2 separate regions of the Mus musculus genome follow, and region 2 is linked to region 1. The links are chromatin loops, found by intact Hi-C in ENCODE. Cell type or tissue: left cerebral cortex. All regions are shown on one strand.

Region 1 (8,000 bases):
CTATGTGTGTGTATGTATATATGTGTCTGTGTGTCTGTGTATGTGTGTATGTATGCGTGTGTGTGTGTCTGTGTGTATGTGTGTGTGTGTGTGTGTGTGTATGTATATGTGTATTATGTATGTGTACTTGCACATGTGTTATGGTTTCCATGCCTGGAAGGAACAGAGTGGCAGCACACAGGCACCACACATGGTTCCTCAACTATGAGGTTCCCATTAGTGACACAAAGAGTTTGTCATTTTCACAAGAAGCTCTTGGTCAAATGATGCGCCTCTCCAGTCACCCTCAATCAGTGGTTGTGGTGGCAAAGGAGATACTGAGAAGCTCAAGGGATACATTCCAGTTTTTCCTGTGCCCCATACTCTTCCCTAGTCCCTCCGTGGAAATAAGAGCTCTAGGCACTGTTGGTCACCTGATCCTCAGTACCTGCCAGACCTGTGCTTGCCAGACCTGTGCTCAGCAGCCAAAGGCCACCAAGAAAGAGCTGAAGCAAGAGGGACAAACCCTACACCTGTTATCATACATGCCTCATGCTTACTTGCTATTTCCTCTGCATATGATATGTGTGTGCACAGGTGTGAGCCTCATATGGGTGTGCATGCTTACACTTGTATATAACAGTGTTCTTTTTTAGAGTGTATCTTATGTATACCCATACATGTGTATACATAAATGCATTTGGTTTTATATATAAGGGTTATATAGCCAGGGGTGTGTACTGTTGCTATGTGCATGTCTATGTGCATACATGTATCATTATTTATCCACGAGTGTGTACATATATGTGTGCACCCAAATTATATGCATGGGTAAATGTAAACATGCATCATTTTTCATATACACAGCACATACGTGTGTACTCACAGCAATGCACACCAGGTACATGCCTGTGTGAGTGTGAACATGCATTGTTATCCATACACATGTGTGCATACATATCGGCACACAGCTGTGTGTACACAAGTACATGCTTGAGTGATAGTGAGCATGCCCAGTTGTGCAGCATTTGATGAAGGAAGATGACTTAGCTGGAGGCATCAGTTGGTCAATGTGGAGAAATGGCAGGAGGCAGAGTGTTCCAGCTCATCCCTAGGGTTCTTTACCATGCTCTCGTGTGCCCTTGGCTGTGAACTTGCTGGCCATTGTTGTTTGTGTTTCTTCTTATCACAGTTGTGTGCGGTGGTGGTTAGTGCCTTGGCTCATGCTACACAGAGTGGGTCTTCACGAGGAAGGTTGTGACGATTCAAAGTGGCCTTCTGGGCTCTGTGGCCAGCCAGGTTCTTGTAGCTCAGCAGAGGAAGCTAAATAAAGGGCACACAGTCGATAGTGTGTGTGTGTCTCAGGCTGTACCTTCTTACATTCTCACTGACACCACCCCAGCCTGCTCCCTGAATATAAGTGCTTATGAGTCTCCTAGCAACGGTCTCCAAACATTGGCCTTGAGTGGAGGTCACGGTGCTGTCTGGAGTGCTGTCTGTCACTGCTGGGCTGGCTGCTTTGCCTCACACCCACACATAGTAGTACTTCATCTTTCTCCCATTCCTTAAAGTAAATAATATTGTCTCTGATTTACCAGTGAGGTAACTGAGGCTCAGGAGGGCCAGTTCTCCTAGTTCATATAGTTTATACGCCGAGTCTCACCTCAAGTCCTTGGCCTGTACTTCAGCAGCTGTCTCCCATCCCACACATCAAAGACTCGATGATTTGGGGAAGGGAGAGGTAAAGGCTGAAGAAGGCTAACCCTGGGTGGGTGAGCAAGATCTTTGTGGGAGGGAAAGGCCTCCTGTGCCAGCTTGCTCTCAGGTCCCTGCTGACCTGCCTGCCTGACTCTAGGGTCTGTCAGGGGGCAGGTGCCAGCTTGCTACACAGAACACAGAGTAGAATGCTCTCTGGGGACTACCAAGGGCACCTGTCTCTGTCACTTGCTCTGTTCTTTACAAGGCTGGGACAATGCCACTGTCATCTCTGGCTGAGAGCAGGCCACCACCCAGAGAAGGACAAAGGCCACTGTAGAAACATGTGTCCTAGCTGATCTCTGACGTCAATGTACCCTTCTCGCCCATGAAGTCACTGGACTTCTCCAGGTTTGGAATTTATCAGGCTTATGGTGAAATGTAAAAATTGGGCTTTCCTCCTACTTAAATACTCCTTTCTACCAGGCATGCTAGATCACACTTGCCATGGAGAGATAGGAGCTGAGGCAGGGGGATCACAAGTTTGAGCCATCCTGGGCTACATAAGAAGACCCTGCCTGAAAATAACTCAAGAAGCACACACAGCTCTGAGCTCCTTCTATTTCTTAGCCTCTCTGTTTTCAATCTCTCAGCCTCACAGAGACAAGATACCATCTCTGGTGTGTTAGCTGCAGAGCTCCCATGAATGGTACAACGGGCATCATAGGAGACAGATTGAACTGAAGCTAAGATAACTTCAGCATCTGAAAGGGGAAAAAAAATAAGCACTTTCTGGAGCCCCTTGCCCAGAGGCAGGTCCACAGTCACAAAACCTCCAGAGACAGAAGACTCACAGCCTGCCTCCATTGCCAGGCTCACTGAAAGGACAGCGACTCCTTCTGCAATCCCTTGTCTTAGTCACTCACAGAACTCATGATGTTTCAAAGAAGTTCACAGAGCTGGGGAGGTAGCTCAGTTGGCAGAGTGCTGACCAAGCATTCACAAAGCTCTGGGTTCAATCCTCATGATGGTGGGTGGCACAGGCCCATAATCTGAGCATTCAGGAGTTGGAGGTCAGAGGATAAGGAGCTTAAGGTTCCTTTTTGGCCTAGGTGGTGAGTTTGAGGTCAGTCCAGGATGCATAAGACCTTGTGTGAAAGAAAGAAAGAAAGAAAGAAAGAAAGAAAGAAAGAAAGAAAGAAAGAGAGAGAGAGAGAGAGGGAGAAAGGAAGAAAGGAAGAAAGAGAGGGAGGGAGAAAGGAAGAAAGAAAGGTAGAGGAAGAGAAAAAGAGAGAAAAAAGCAAAAGAGAAAGAGAAAAGAGAAAGAGAGAAAGAGAGAAAGAAAGAAAGAAAGAAAGAGAAAGGAAGAAAGAAAAAGAAAGAAAGACAGAAAAAGAAAGAAATAAAGAAAGGAAGGAAGAAAGAAAGGTAGAGGAAGAGAGAAAGAGAGAAAAAGCAAAAGAGAAAGAGAAAGAAAAAGAGAGAGAAAGGAAGAAAGAAAATGAAAGCGAGAAAGACAAAAAAGAAAGAAAGAAAGAGAGGGAGAAAGGAAGAAAGAAAGGTAGAGGAAGAAAGAAAGAGAAAAAGCAAAAGAGAAAGAGAGAAAAGAGAAAGAAAGAGAGAGAAAGAGAGAGAGAAAAAGGAAGAAAGAAAATGAAAGAAAGAAAGAAAGAAAGAAAGAAAGAAAGAGAAAGGGATAGAGAAAGAGAGAAAGGAAGAGAAAGAAAGAGAAGAAGAGAAAGGAAGAAAAAGAGAAAAGAAAAAGAGAAAGAAAAAAGAGAAAGAATGGAAGAAAGGAAGAAAGAGAGAGAGAGAGAGAGAGAGAGAGAGAGAGAGAGAGAGAGAGAGAAGGAAAAAGAGAAAGAAAGGCAGGGAGCGTGGAGACCTTAAAAGCACTGGCTGCTCTTACATAGGACCCAGGTTTAGCTCCCAGCACCCACATGATAGCTCACTAACATCTGTAACTCCACTTCTAGTGACTCAATGCTCTCTTCTGACCTGCAAGGGCACTGAACAAGCACACTGAATACAGACATGCTCGCAGGCAAAATGCCCCCAAACATAAAAATTTTAATAATAATAATAAAGCTTTCAAAAAACCCTCCCCTAATCACCACAAAAGAAAGACCTGCTCTCCACATTAAGACGTCTAAAGACTGTGATTAATTGGGTAGCGACTGTCTAATGACCTGGAGGTTCCTGTAGGGCAAAGGACTCAGCTAGCTTGAGAACAGGGCTCTTTTAGTGCCCCATGAGGTAGGGATTAGGGGGCGTGGTTCCCTCCATTGCTTCTCCAAAGAAAACACGCCTGACTAGCAGCAGAGATCAATAAAAAGACATCACACCGAAAACAAGAAATCTCACGGGAGGGGAGGCTGACGTCCTTTCTTATTTATGGCTCACGATGAACAGCGGACAGATGTGCTGAGGGAGATCAGAAAGCCGCTCTTAGTTGGGGCTGATTCTGGGGGTCTTTGGAGCAACCGCTTCTCCCAACACTTGACACTGTGACGATGTAATTGGTTTTGGGAGAGCTGGGAGTGGGATAAGGGATTTTCCGGAGGAAGATGAACGCAGGAATGCAGCTCTGGACTGAAGCTGCTGACCCGATTCCTCCAAAATAGATCCCACATCACAGAGCAGCGGGAATCTAAGCCTTCCCAGAGCGCCCACCCGCACTGCTACAAACACCTAATTCATGAAAGAAATGAGCTTTAAAGATGGCAGCCATGCCACCCGTTAGCTGTTTGGTCATCGAAGTGCTTCTAGAAATGGAAAAGAGCTATTCAGCACTAAAGATTTAGGAACGTCTGTTGACATTAAGGAAGCAGCCTCATGGGAGAGCTGACAAGGCTCCCAGAAACATCACCAAGGGAACGGTGACGCAAATGCGTTTGGTTTTCACAGACTGGCGTGCTGCCAGACTCCCTGCCTGACGGCTGATGTAACTCCAGTTCCTATCTAGGTTAGCTTGCTTAGATAGTGCCAGCAGAACACGCAGCCGCAGTCAACAGCAAGCTTCTTTTGGAGACCAGAGTAAAAGGATAAACATATGTTTTCTTCTTTAGATCCTGATGTGTATTGTATTTTAAAGGGGGTACAAGGCTGGAGAGATGGGTCCACGGGTTACAAGGACGGGCTACACTTCTGGAGGATCAGAGTTCGAGTCCCAGCACCCACATGGTAGTTTGCAATCATCCATATTCCAGTCTCAGAGTATTGCGCCCCTCTTCTGACCTCTGTGGGCACCAGGCATGAATACGGCACACAGACATACATGCAAACAAAACTTCTATACACATATACATTTTTTAAAAAAGAATTATTTATTTTATGTATGTGAGTACACCATCACTCTCTTCAGACACACCAGAAGAGGGTATCAAATCCCATTACAGATGTTTGTGAGACACCATGTGGTTGCTGGGAATTGAACTCAGGACCTCTGGAAGGATGAGCAGTCAGTGCTCTAAACCGCTGAGCCATCTCTCCAGCCTATATATATATAACGTTTACAAAGGAAAAGAAAGGAATCTCATGTCAGCCTAAATTCTACCTCAACACAGACCAGAGGCAAGCCTGTCACCCACAAAAGGCATCACTATTTCACAAATATCAGCTCTCAATACTGTTTAGCCTATTAGGGAATAAGAAGGAGACTGTTCCCAGCTGAGCCAAATAATGACAGGAGAAAGCAGAGGACATTAGTTGTGAATGCAAAGATAATGATCCTTTTCATTATTGACTAAATGGGCTGAGGCCTCTGAAACCTGCGCTAAAAGATCACTATTCTAAAACATTTTTCTTAGAGACTGCCGATTTCCGGGTTTGTTTGTTTGTTTACAATCAATAAAGGAGAATTGTTAATTGGAAACATTCCCCCCAGACTCGGGTCAGATGTTGATGCGTTGTCTTCCGCAGGGTGTAAAGGGACAGAAAGCCAAGAAACAAACAAACAAACAAAGACTAGCTTTTAAAGCTTACTAGGTTATCCCAGGACAGAGGAACCTGTGCTGTCTTTAAAGGCCAGAAGCTGATATATAATTGGTTCCCTGGCCTTTAGAGGCAGGTAATTAAATCAGCAAGAGAGGGAGGGGCGAACAGTAATGGAGACAAAAGAGCCAGGCTAAAAATACAAGGGAAGGACCAGAGCTGACCGGATACCAGTCCTTGAAGGCACAGTATTGATCATGCCCAGGTTTACAGCACACCCCTCCCACTCTGCTCTGTTTTCCCTCCTCCACCCCTCTCCTCTACCCACCCATTTCCTTTTCTTCTTTCCTTTATTTATTTGTTTGCTTACTTATGTGGGTTTTTGTTTGTTTGTTTGTTTTGTTTTGTTTTTTGAGACAGGGTCTTTCTGCGTAATTCAGGCCTTAAACTCACACCATCCTTTCTACCTCAACCTCCCAGGTGTTGGATTGCAGGTATATGCCACCACTCCTAGGTTAACCCATTCTTTGTTTGTTCTCTGTGTGTGTATGTGTGTGTGTGTGTGTGTGTGTGTGTGTATGCGTGCGTGTGTGTGTGTGTGTGTGTATGCGTGCGTGTGTGTGTGTGCGTGTGTATGCGTGTGTGTGTGTGTGTGTGTGTGTGTGTGTGTGTGTGTGTGTGTGTTGATGTACATGTGAAGGCATATGGAGGTGAGAGTCAACCCCAGGTATTTTTCCTCAAATGCTATTATCTACCTCAAATGCTATGCGTTTTTGAGGCAAGATCTCTCCCTGGCCTGGGTCTCACTACTAGGCTGACTGGCCAGTGAGCCCCAGGAATCTTCTGTCTCTGCTTCCCCTGCTCTGGGATCACTTTTGCTTGCCGCCACACTAGGTTTTTTGCATCATTTCTGGTGTCTGGCTCAGGCCCCTCTACTTGCAGCTAAGCTGTCTCCCCAGCCCTCAGCTCATTTCTTTCAGGTAACTTTTGGGGTTGTGTTGTTTTCCGCCTAGGAGATGTTTAAGGGCAAACCTCTGAATTTACTAGAAAAATTGACATGTGTATACACATTTATTCTGAAAGGATTCCTAGATTTGGTTCGTTTCTCTAACGAGATCCAAGAGGCTCCACCCCAAGGAAGACCGCTGGAACCAAAAAAAAAAAAAAAAAAATCATCATATTAAAAGAAATAAGTCAGACTCAAAAAAATTCAAGGGTGGTGTGTTCCATATGAAAACAAAACAAACACAAACACAAAAAATCAAAGTGAGAATCTGGAAGTAGGAGAACCAGAGTTCAGTGCTGAGCACCTCTGGCAGGTAACTCAAAACCACTGCAACTCCAGCTCCAGGGGATCTGGCGCCCTCTTGTGGTCTCCAGGGGCCCTGTACTCATAAGCACAGACACACTGGTACACATAAAAAAGTAGTTAAAAAAAATTAAAATAAACATGCATTCTAGATCTAGGGCAATCTGAGGGAACACCATGCTTTCTGGGGTCCCAGCTGTAATCCTTGGAATATAGGCCAGCTGTAATCCTTGGAAATCCCTCTCCTGTGGTCTTACCAGGCCCCACATCCAGAAGGGTCTACAACTTCCTAAACAGCGCCCCCAGCTGGAGAACAAGTGTTCAAACACATGCACCTGGATGGTGGGATGGGGATAGAGGGGACCTGCACATTCAAACTGTAATAGTTATCTTGATTCAGGAAGATAAGTGGATGAATCAAGGTTGTCTCAAAAGTCTGGGTTGTTTCCTACCCAGCAACAATGTCTGGATGACGTGGTGCCATAGGGAGCCGAAGGCTTTAAGGCATCAGTCTGAGAGACAAGCTGGCTCTCTTGTTCAAAAGACTTATTTGCTTTTCTTGGAAACAACACAGCCCTAGACTGACATGGCACCTGTTTAGAACTTGTGTGGCCTCTTGTTCCTATATGAGCACTGTTGGGAAGAAGGGAGAGACTGGGGTTAACGTGGCAGAGAGATGTGGGCAGGAGAATCTAAATATCTTTTTTTTTTTTCTTTTTAAGGCTACTTGTTCTTTCTAAGTCAAATAAGGGAAAGACTGAATAAAGAAAACCAGCCAGCGCTCTTTAATTCTTCCAACTTTAAAGTATCTTCATTTTTATAGAGCACATCTGTCAGGTTCTTTTAAGGGCAAAATTATCCTAAGTGGTCTGCTGCATAGGCCTCATATTTTCAGGAATAAACATTGCCTTGACGGATGACCTTCTAACCAGTGAACATGGAGAAGTTCAGGTGCTGTCCTTGGGGAACTCCTCATCCTCCCATCCCTCTCTCCCTCCCTCCTGAGTGATGGGTTACACCAACACGCCCCATTTGGGCAGCTTAGTCTGTGAGAGCTTGTTACTGTTCAACTATTTTAAAATTT
Region 2 (8,000 bases), 49 kb after region 1:
CCGTGTGATTCACCACGTGACTCACAGAGCTGACACCCTGTTCTCCAGGAGTCTGCCGCTCAATTTCTTCTCTGCCAGCATACTCTTCAGTTCAATGTGTTCCCTTTGTGGTGGTGGTATTGTGGCAGGATATTTGTTAGGATGGAAGGATAATTTTACAATGTGTTTTCCAAGTGTGTGTGTGTGTGTGTGTGTGTGTGTGTGTGTGTGTGTGTGTGTGTGTACACGTGCTCAAGTGCTCGAAGGTGTGCCTGACCACCCCTGTGCACTCCTGTGGAGGCCAGATGTCATGGTCAGGAGTTATTCTGGGTCTCTTGCTAAACCCAGCTCACCATTTCAGCTACACTGGTCGGTCAGTGAGTTCCATACCCAATTCTCACCTGTCCCTCCCTGCAGGTGCTGGATTTACAGTACACACTGCTACTTCTGGATTTATGTGGGTGCTTGGGATACCAGCTGTGGTCCCTGTGCTTGTATGGCAAGGACTTGAGCCAGCTCCCAGCCCACAAGGTGTCTTCTTCCTTCCTTCCTTCCTTCCTTCCTTCCTTCCTTCCTTCCTTCCTTCCTCCCTCCCTCCCTCCCTCCCTCCCTCCCTCCCTCCCTCCCTCCCTCCCTCTCTCTCTCTCTCTCTCTCTCTCTCTCTCTCTCTTTCTGTATCTATTTATTTATTTTGGTTTTTCAAGACAGGGTTTCTCTGTGTAGCCCTGGCTGTCCTGGAACTCACTTTGTAGACCAGGCTGGCCTCGAACTCAGAAATTCACCTGCCTCTGCCTCCCAAGTGCTGGGATTAAAGGCGTGCGCCACCAATGCCTGGCTACAAGGTGTCTTCTTGACTTAAAGTTTTTATAGATGTATGTTATTATTCATTGTGTGTACATGTGTTCGTATCTGAAAGTATGTGTGAGGCCAACGAAAGACCATCTGACCCCCTTGAGCTGGACTTACAAGCAGTTGTGAGATGTTCCACACAGGCGCTGGTATCTGAACATAGATTCTCTGGAGGAGCAAGTGTTTGTAAACACTAAGCCATCTCTCCAGTCCTGACACAACTTTCTGACACATACAGCTTTTGGAGGGAGCTATTTTCCTGACTGCCACAAAGCAGTCTCGCTGGTGTTTTCTGACTTGTTCTGAGAGTCCCTGCCAGGATTTGCCTTCTTTGGGCATTTTGCACACTCCTCTCACACACACTCCTCACACCCACACCCACACACTCCTTCTACACAGCCATCACATACTCCTCATACACAGTTCTCACACACAGCATACACACTCCTCACACACACAGCCCTCACTCACAAGCCTCACACACTCCTCACATACATATTTCTTATGCACACACTATGCACACACACACACACTCTTCTCCCTCAGAAGTTTCCATGCAGAGACAGGGACACAGGTGGAGTTACAAGTAAAAAAAAAAAAAAAAAAAAACAGTCAGCAGCAGGATGAATAAGCAAATTCCCACAAACACCTTCCAATTCCCTCCCCAGCCAATCCCTCCCTGTTCTTCTTCCTCCTGTCCCTGGTAGAGACTACTGGGTCTGGGTCCAGTCTCATTCCAGATTGCTTTCCGTAGATAATTCCTTCACGCTTTTATGTTGCCTGATCACTAGTTCCTAAAAATCACCTGGAATAATACATGTCTTATGGATCGAACCTGATCTGACATTTCTATATGTACAGAAAATACACACCTCCTATGCTACATTGTAGCAGGACTGTATTTTAAAAGCTTCAGAACAACTTGCATGCCTAATAGTTAACTGCAGTGCATGTTGGTACAGCCACTGTGTGGAGCACCATGTGTATGGAGCAGCATGTGTGTGGAGCACCAAGTGTGCAGAGCATCATGTGTGTGCATGTTTGTGGAGCACCAAGTGTGTGGAGCACCAAGTGTGCAGAGCATCATGTGTGTGCATGTGTGTGGAGCACCAAGTGTGTGTGTGTGTGGGAGCACCAAGAAGATGGTGACTACAAGGTAAACACTTATGACATAGCAAGATTAAACTTTAAATTACCAGATAAAATTACATATATCACTTGCCCAAACTATTAGAATTTTGTCAAGAAAGACACATTATCTTAGGACTTGTACCATGCTTTCCCTCATGGCAAGCTATACCTGCACTCTGTGAGCCCAGTTAAGCCTTCTCTCCCTTAAATTGCTTGTGTCAGGTGTTTGTTGCAACAACAAAATAACAAGGAACATAGAAAATGCTAAGTAATAATGTATTACTTCCCTTTGGGTTTTCCCCCATTTTAAAAATTATTAGAGATTTATATATTTCATAATGAAAATTTTTACTTATTTAGAATTCTTTTTTTTCTCTCTCTGAAGGCAGGAAAGATAAATTTCAGCATAGTTTAATTTGTAAGAGAATATCCCACCCAATCTTTTGAGGGGCACTGCTTCTGGCCCCTTCTTTTCAGCTCTGTGCAGTTGCAGATGAAAGCAAGCAGCCTGTGGGTGCAGCCACAGATAGAGCATCAGACATTGTCTTATCAAGCAGGGGGACGAAGTGATGAGAAGATTCCCCTGTCTTTTGAGGCTTTCTTACCAAGGGCACACCCAGGATTCTGTAGGAAAAGCATCCATCATAGGTTCCCAAGCCCCTGGCCAGCAGAATAAGATGAAAGCCGCTCCCTCAGTGCCTAGTGTCTGTAGACAGAGCCTATGAAGAGTTCTGCTTTGCCTAAAGGACTGAAGGGTGTTAGGGGAGTGGACCAGCCTGGCTTCACAATCTCTTCAACTGTGTCCTTTGGCGTGTGTATGTGCACGCGTATCTTGTTATCAGGGACTCACAATTTGTTTGTTTGTATTGAGGATTTCTGTATGGGTTCTGGGGAATCCAGCTCAAACATGCTTGGGAGGCAACATTTTACTGAATGAACGATTCCTCACCACCCAACCTACACACCACCTCCTGCCTCGGGTTTGGTTAAGCAGTCAATGTGGATAACAGGAAATGTCCCCACAGGCACGCGTGTTTGAATACTTGGTCCCCAGCTGGTAGCACTCTCTTGAGGGGTTATAGAACCCTTGGGGCAGGTGGCATGGTTGTTGGAAGTCTCTGGAGGCCAGTCTCGGAGCAGGACAGCCTAGCCCCACTTCCAGGTGGAGTTTTCTGTGTTCAGCAAGATGCGAACAAGCTGAGCAGGATCTTCCTGCAACGCAGACGTTAGCAGCCATGTCATCCCCACTGAGATGTTTGGTGTTCCAACCAAAACAAATGTCCCTCCTTTGGGATGCTTCCCTCAGGAATGTTGTCAGTAGGGACTGGAAGTGTAAATGATGCCCTAGGGGGAGGGGTGCTGAGCACAAAGGGATCAAGGTCAAATCAGGCACAGTCTAGGTCCTCAAGGACATAGGGTTCCACCGTTTCCCACAGAAACATTGGCCCTCTACAGTAGCAGCAGGGTCCACTCCATGCTTATCAGAAATGCTTGGGCCTTGGGTTCACTCTGGATTTTAACAGGTTTCCCAGTGGGCACACAGAGGGGTGAAGTGGACTGTCTACAGGGTAGGCACTGTCTACACGGGACACACCTAATTTCTGCAGAGTGTAATTATGATCAGGTTTTGGGTTGGTATTATTATTTAGCTTTCATGGACAGTCTCAGCTTATTACAAATCCAACCAGGAGCATATGTGACTGCCACAGGATTCATGGGCACAGTCATGAAGACAGTGAGTGCCTGAGGAAGTGGAAAGTCCCTGCAGCTGCCCAGCTCCAGCCTGGGAGGCTTAATGGAGGGAGCCAGCAGGGCAGCATAGGAGCAGAAGAGGAAGTGGACATCTGTTTCTTCAGAGGACACTCGAAAGGACAGTAGCTTCACCGGAGCCCGAGAAAGCAGGTTTGGGAGGAGAACCTTCCTTGTGGCCTCATCTATGACGTACACCACCCTCTTGGGCTCTGAACATCAAGTGGCTCTCCATAAACCACCTCCTGGCCCTGTATGATGTCTGCACATGGTCACTGAGTGGAGGACGTTCTCAGGGCACCAAATGTGCCAGCAGCTCAGAGGCAATGACTTCCATTTGTCCCGTGTACTCTACAGAAGGAAGGGTTCTTGGGACTGATGTGGGATTTTATTATTTATTCCTCAGTGTGTGTTATGTAAATGTGTGTGTGCATTGTGTTTGTTATGTAAATGTGTGTTTGTGTCTGGTATGGTCTGTCCAAGCAGGATGACCAGGCATGGAGATTGGGGAGACAGAGTGAGTGAGTTGTATTCCCAGACAAGAGCCTCAGTTGTGACCTGGACACAGCTCTGCTGGGCTCGAGGAGAGAGACGCATCATCAGTGACATCTTAAACCAGGGTTCCCTTTCATCTTAAACCAGGGTTCCCTTTCACCCAGTGCAGGTGGAGCATAAAAATACCCACTGTGGGCATATTTCCTACAGAGGGGAGGGAGCTCTCGGTCATGGGGAAAGCTGTCTAAATAAAGACACTCCAGGGGAGGGACAGCTAGGCTTCACCAAGTTTCTTCACCCAGAGTCATCTGAGTGGACACTGTGCCAAGCTGCCTCTGGGGAAACTAGAGGGAAGTGTCACCACCCTAAAGCCCACATGGGGGGTGAGGGGCAGGGGTGGGGGAGGTGAACCCAGTGAGAGTGTAGCTCCTCAGCTTCTCCTCAGAGGAGCCCAACAGGCCGAGCCAGCGGGGCAATTGTGCCCATAGTGACATGACCCTCTCTCTGCAGAGCTTCTACCCGCTCCTGCTTCCTGCAGCAGCCACTGGGGCACCTTGCCCATCCCACAACCAGCGTTATTTTCAAGCTACCCAAAAATAACAACATTTGATACGAGGCCTCTGAGGCTTTGGCTGTGGTCATGTTTCTAAATTCTTGACTCAAGGGCAGTAAATGAGAGCACTCCTCTCTCTCTCCTCTCTCCCTCTTTCTCTCTCTCCCTGCCTTCCTGTCTCCCTCCCTCCCCCTAGCCGGACTACTTTTCTCATCTTGAGATGTTGGGAGAACCCCAGCCAAGGGATCAGGGCTCAATGGGCCACAGGATATTAATAGTGGTGTTGAGATCATAACACAAGGCTCTTTGTACCACCATGCTCTGAGCCCCAGGGGGAAAAAAAAGCTTCCAAACAGCTCAGAGAGCGTGCCAGCGTGGGGCTGTGTGTGGGGTGAGTCCCGCCTTGCTGAGCTCGGCCACATTCTCCGTTCCTTCGTTTGTCCATTCCACATTCCACATTCCACGGTGAGGATCTATTTCCAGCGTTGCAGAGTACACAAGCCACCCTATTCATGAAATGCATGCTGGGAAGCATTCTTCCCTGCGGATGTTTGTGTGCTCCTGGGAGCTTGCAGACATGGAGCAAATGCGAGCAGCTTGCAAGCCAGGACCCGGGGGCTCTGGGCCTTTGTCTTCCTCGCTGCTTGCTCCTCATTTCCACGTGCAGTAAATTCCCTCTTCTTGTTCCTAAAATGAGAGTGAGTATGCCGTTCACTGAAGGTTGGCTCTGAGTGGTAGGCGACACTGGTTTGGAAATGAAGAGACCTGGGATGACAAGATGATTCTGTGGGTGAAAATGTTTGCCGCCAAGTCTGACATCTGAAGTCAGCCCTCTGGACCCACCTGGTAGGAGGTGGAAGAGGCTGTTGTAAGTTCTGTGACTTCCTCACACAGACACACAGAGACAGTAAAGAGCTGGAGAGATGGCTCTGGAGTTACAAATGCTTGCTCCCATCCAGAGGATGCAGGTTTGGTACTCAGCACCTGCCTCAGGCTCACAACCACCTGTAATGTTAGCTCCAGAGGGTTTGATGCCTCTGGTCTCCGAGACTCCCTGAATTCACATGCAGGTATCCACACATATCCACATAGTTAAAAATAAGACTTTATTTTTTAAAAAAGGAAGTAAGGAGACTCAACTCTTGCTTTGAGGCTCTCTTTAAACGGGAGCGATTATCTTAATTAAACTACATTTTCATCAGGGGGCCAGTCCCTTGATGTGTTAAACGGAAGGAGCAGAACGCTCCATTAATTTTCTTCCAGTGGTATTTGGAGACCCAGGGGCATCAGGACACTGATTCACTGTGACGGGACTGAGCTGTACTTCTGGGTGACTGTGGTGAGCCTTGGGTGGCATTATAAGGGGTGTCAAACCTCTCTATGACAGTAACATTCATCTGCTCCAACAGAAGTTCTGTCACCCTCTGGAAGGGGCCAGGCTGAAGGCCATGTGACTTAGCAGCTGACACATGCAATCATTCTCAGAAGTGTGTGGCCCAAAGTGAGTGCTGCCTCCTGGGAAATGGGGTTTCAGAAATAGAAAGTTCAGGTTGTAAGCCTACTGGGCGGGATCTGGAGCTCCAGGTGCTGGCAGGGCCCTCTGGGGCAGCCCAGAGGCAGGCCATTCAGTGTGTAAATTCTAAACCTGTAAGGGGAAAAAAATGGAAGGATTCTCTTAGCATTTGGAAGTTGTAAAATAAAATCCCTGTTGGCAGGAGCATTTTTGTTCTGCAGGCCTGTACTTCTGAGCAGCTGTTCTGAGCTTACCCAGTCATTGTGCATGTGATGTGATGTGATGTGATATAATGTGATGTGTGTGTGTGTGTGTATACATGTGAGCATGTGGTATGTGTGTGTGGTGGGCTAGCCTGTGTATGTGTGTGATATATCTGTATACATGTGTGGGAGTAGAATAGGAGGGTATAAAATCTGTATGTGTGGTGTGGGTACTGTGTGTGTGCGTGCATGTGGCATGTGTTTTTATGTATGGTATGGTCTGTGGTAGGGTGGATGTGTGGTGTGTATGTTGTATGTGTGCATGTGGAATGTAGGTACATGGGACATGGGGGTATGAAATGTGTATGTGTGGTATATGGAAGGTATGTATTATAAGTTATGTGTGTAGCATGTGTATGTGTGTAAAGTATGTGTGTTATAGACATGGTGTGTGGAGGGTATAAAAGGAGTGAGTTTTTTGTGTGTCTTATGTGTGTATGTGTGTGCAGTGTGGGGGGAGGATGTGATGTGTGTAATGTGTGAAGTGTGTGTGCGTGTTGTATGTTGTGTGTATATATGTTTGGGGTGGAGAGAGTGTGAGATGTGTGTATGTAGTTGTGTATGTGTTATGTGTGTATTTAGAGAGTATGAGATGTGTGTATGCATGTTTTATATGTGTGCTGGGAAGTGTGAGGTATGTGTATGCACGTCGTATACCTGTGTGGGGGATATAGGGGTTTAAGGTGTATATAGTGGTGTGTGTGTGTGTGTGTGTGTGTGTGTGTGTGTGTGTGTGTGTGTAAGTGTTAGGGGTAGAAAGGGTGTGAAGTATGTATGCTCTATATGCATGTTGTATATGCATATTATATGTTGGCATATGTGCGCTATATGTCATATATGTATGTTGTGCTGCAGAAGGTGTGTCTGGGGAGTTTATCTTGCACACGTTATTGGACTAATGAGGAAAAGATGAGGGGACAGAGGCTTTCTCGGACGTAGATGCCTCCCAGGTGGCCCCACTCCTACAGCTCCTGCTCTCTGAGGGTTTTGTCCAAGAGTTCTTGGCAGCACAAATGGACAGAATAAAACTTCATACGTATGTATGTGTGAATGTTTGTTTGTCTGTGTATATGTACACATTTGTCTGGCTTGCATGTGGAGGCCAGAAGGTGTTGTTTCTCGGGCTCTGCCCACCTTGTTTACTTTCAGACTGGGTCTCTCACCAAATGGCCTGGGCTGGCTTGCCAGAGAGACCCAGGGACATGACTGTCTTGGCCTCCCCAGTGCTCAGACTACAAGTGTGGACTGCCTACTCTGCCTTTTTTTGGTTTGTTTGTTTACATGGGTTTTAGGAAGTGAATCCAGGTCTTCATGCTTGTGTACCAAGCACTTTACCACCAAATGGGCATCCTCCCCAGCCTGGGTTGTGGATTCTTTTTTGATGGTGGACAGGAAGCAAAGAGGAAGAGGTCAGGGACCAGATATGGCCTTTCAAAGACATACTCCATTACACCTTGAAGTAATGCTA

Evidence for each region. Peaks named below come from ENCODE experiments on the same cell type or tissue, not always from the same donor. Only the 100,000 strongest peaks of a DNase experiment are listed, where the experiment ranks them.
Region 2: it touches region 1 in a loop (2.9-fold over the local background); 11 of 42 quality-filtered maps call a loop at or near these places.

What each region holds. Positions count from the first base shown.
Region 1 is chr8:126,512,789-126,520,788 of GRCm38, forward strand. No RefSeq gene overlaps it. Among named protein-coding and RNA genes, the nearest start is that of Gm51605, 16 kb to the left of the region's middle. In left cerebral cortex, CTCF peaks have their summits at 6,986 (motif pointing left) and 7,187 (motif pointing left); DNase peaks (open chromatin) are centred at 4,571 and 7,307; H3K4me3 peaks cover 715 bases; H3K27ac peaks cover 2,028 bases.
Region 2 is chr8:126,561,661-126,569,660 of GRCm38, forward strand. It overlaps Gm39286 (a long non-coding RNA gene), which reads right to left. Exons shown (of 3, transcript XR_879365.3): 3 at 5,674-6,401. Among named protein-coding and RNA genes, the nearest start is that of Gm39286, 6.3 kb to the right of the region's middle. In left cerebral cortex, a CTCF peak has its summit at 4,772; DNase peaks (open chromatin) are centred at 4,579 and 5,152; H3K27ac peaks cover 1,473 bases.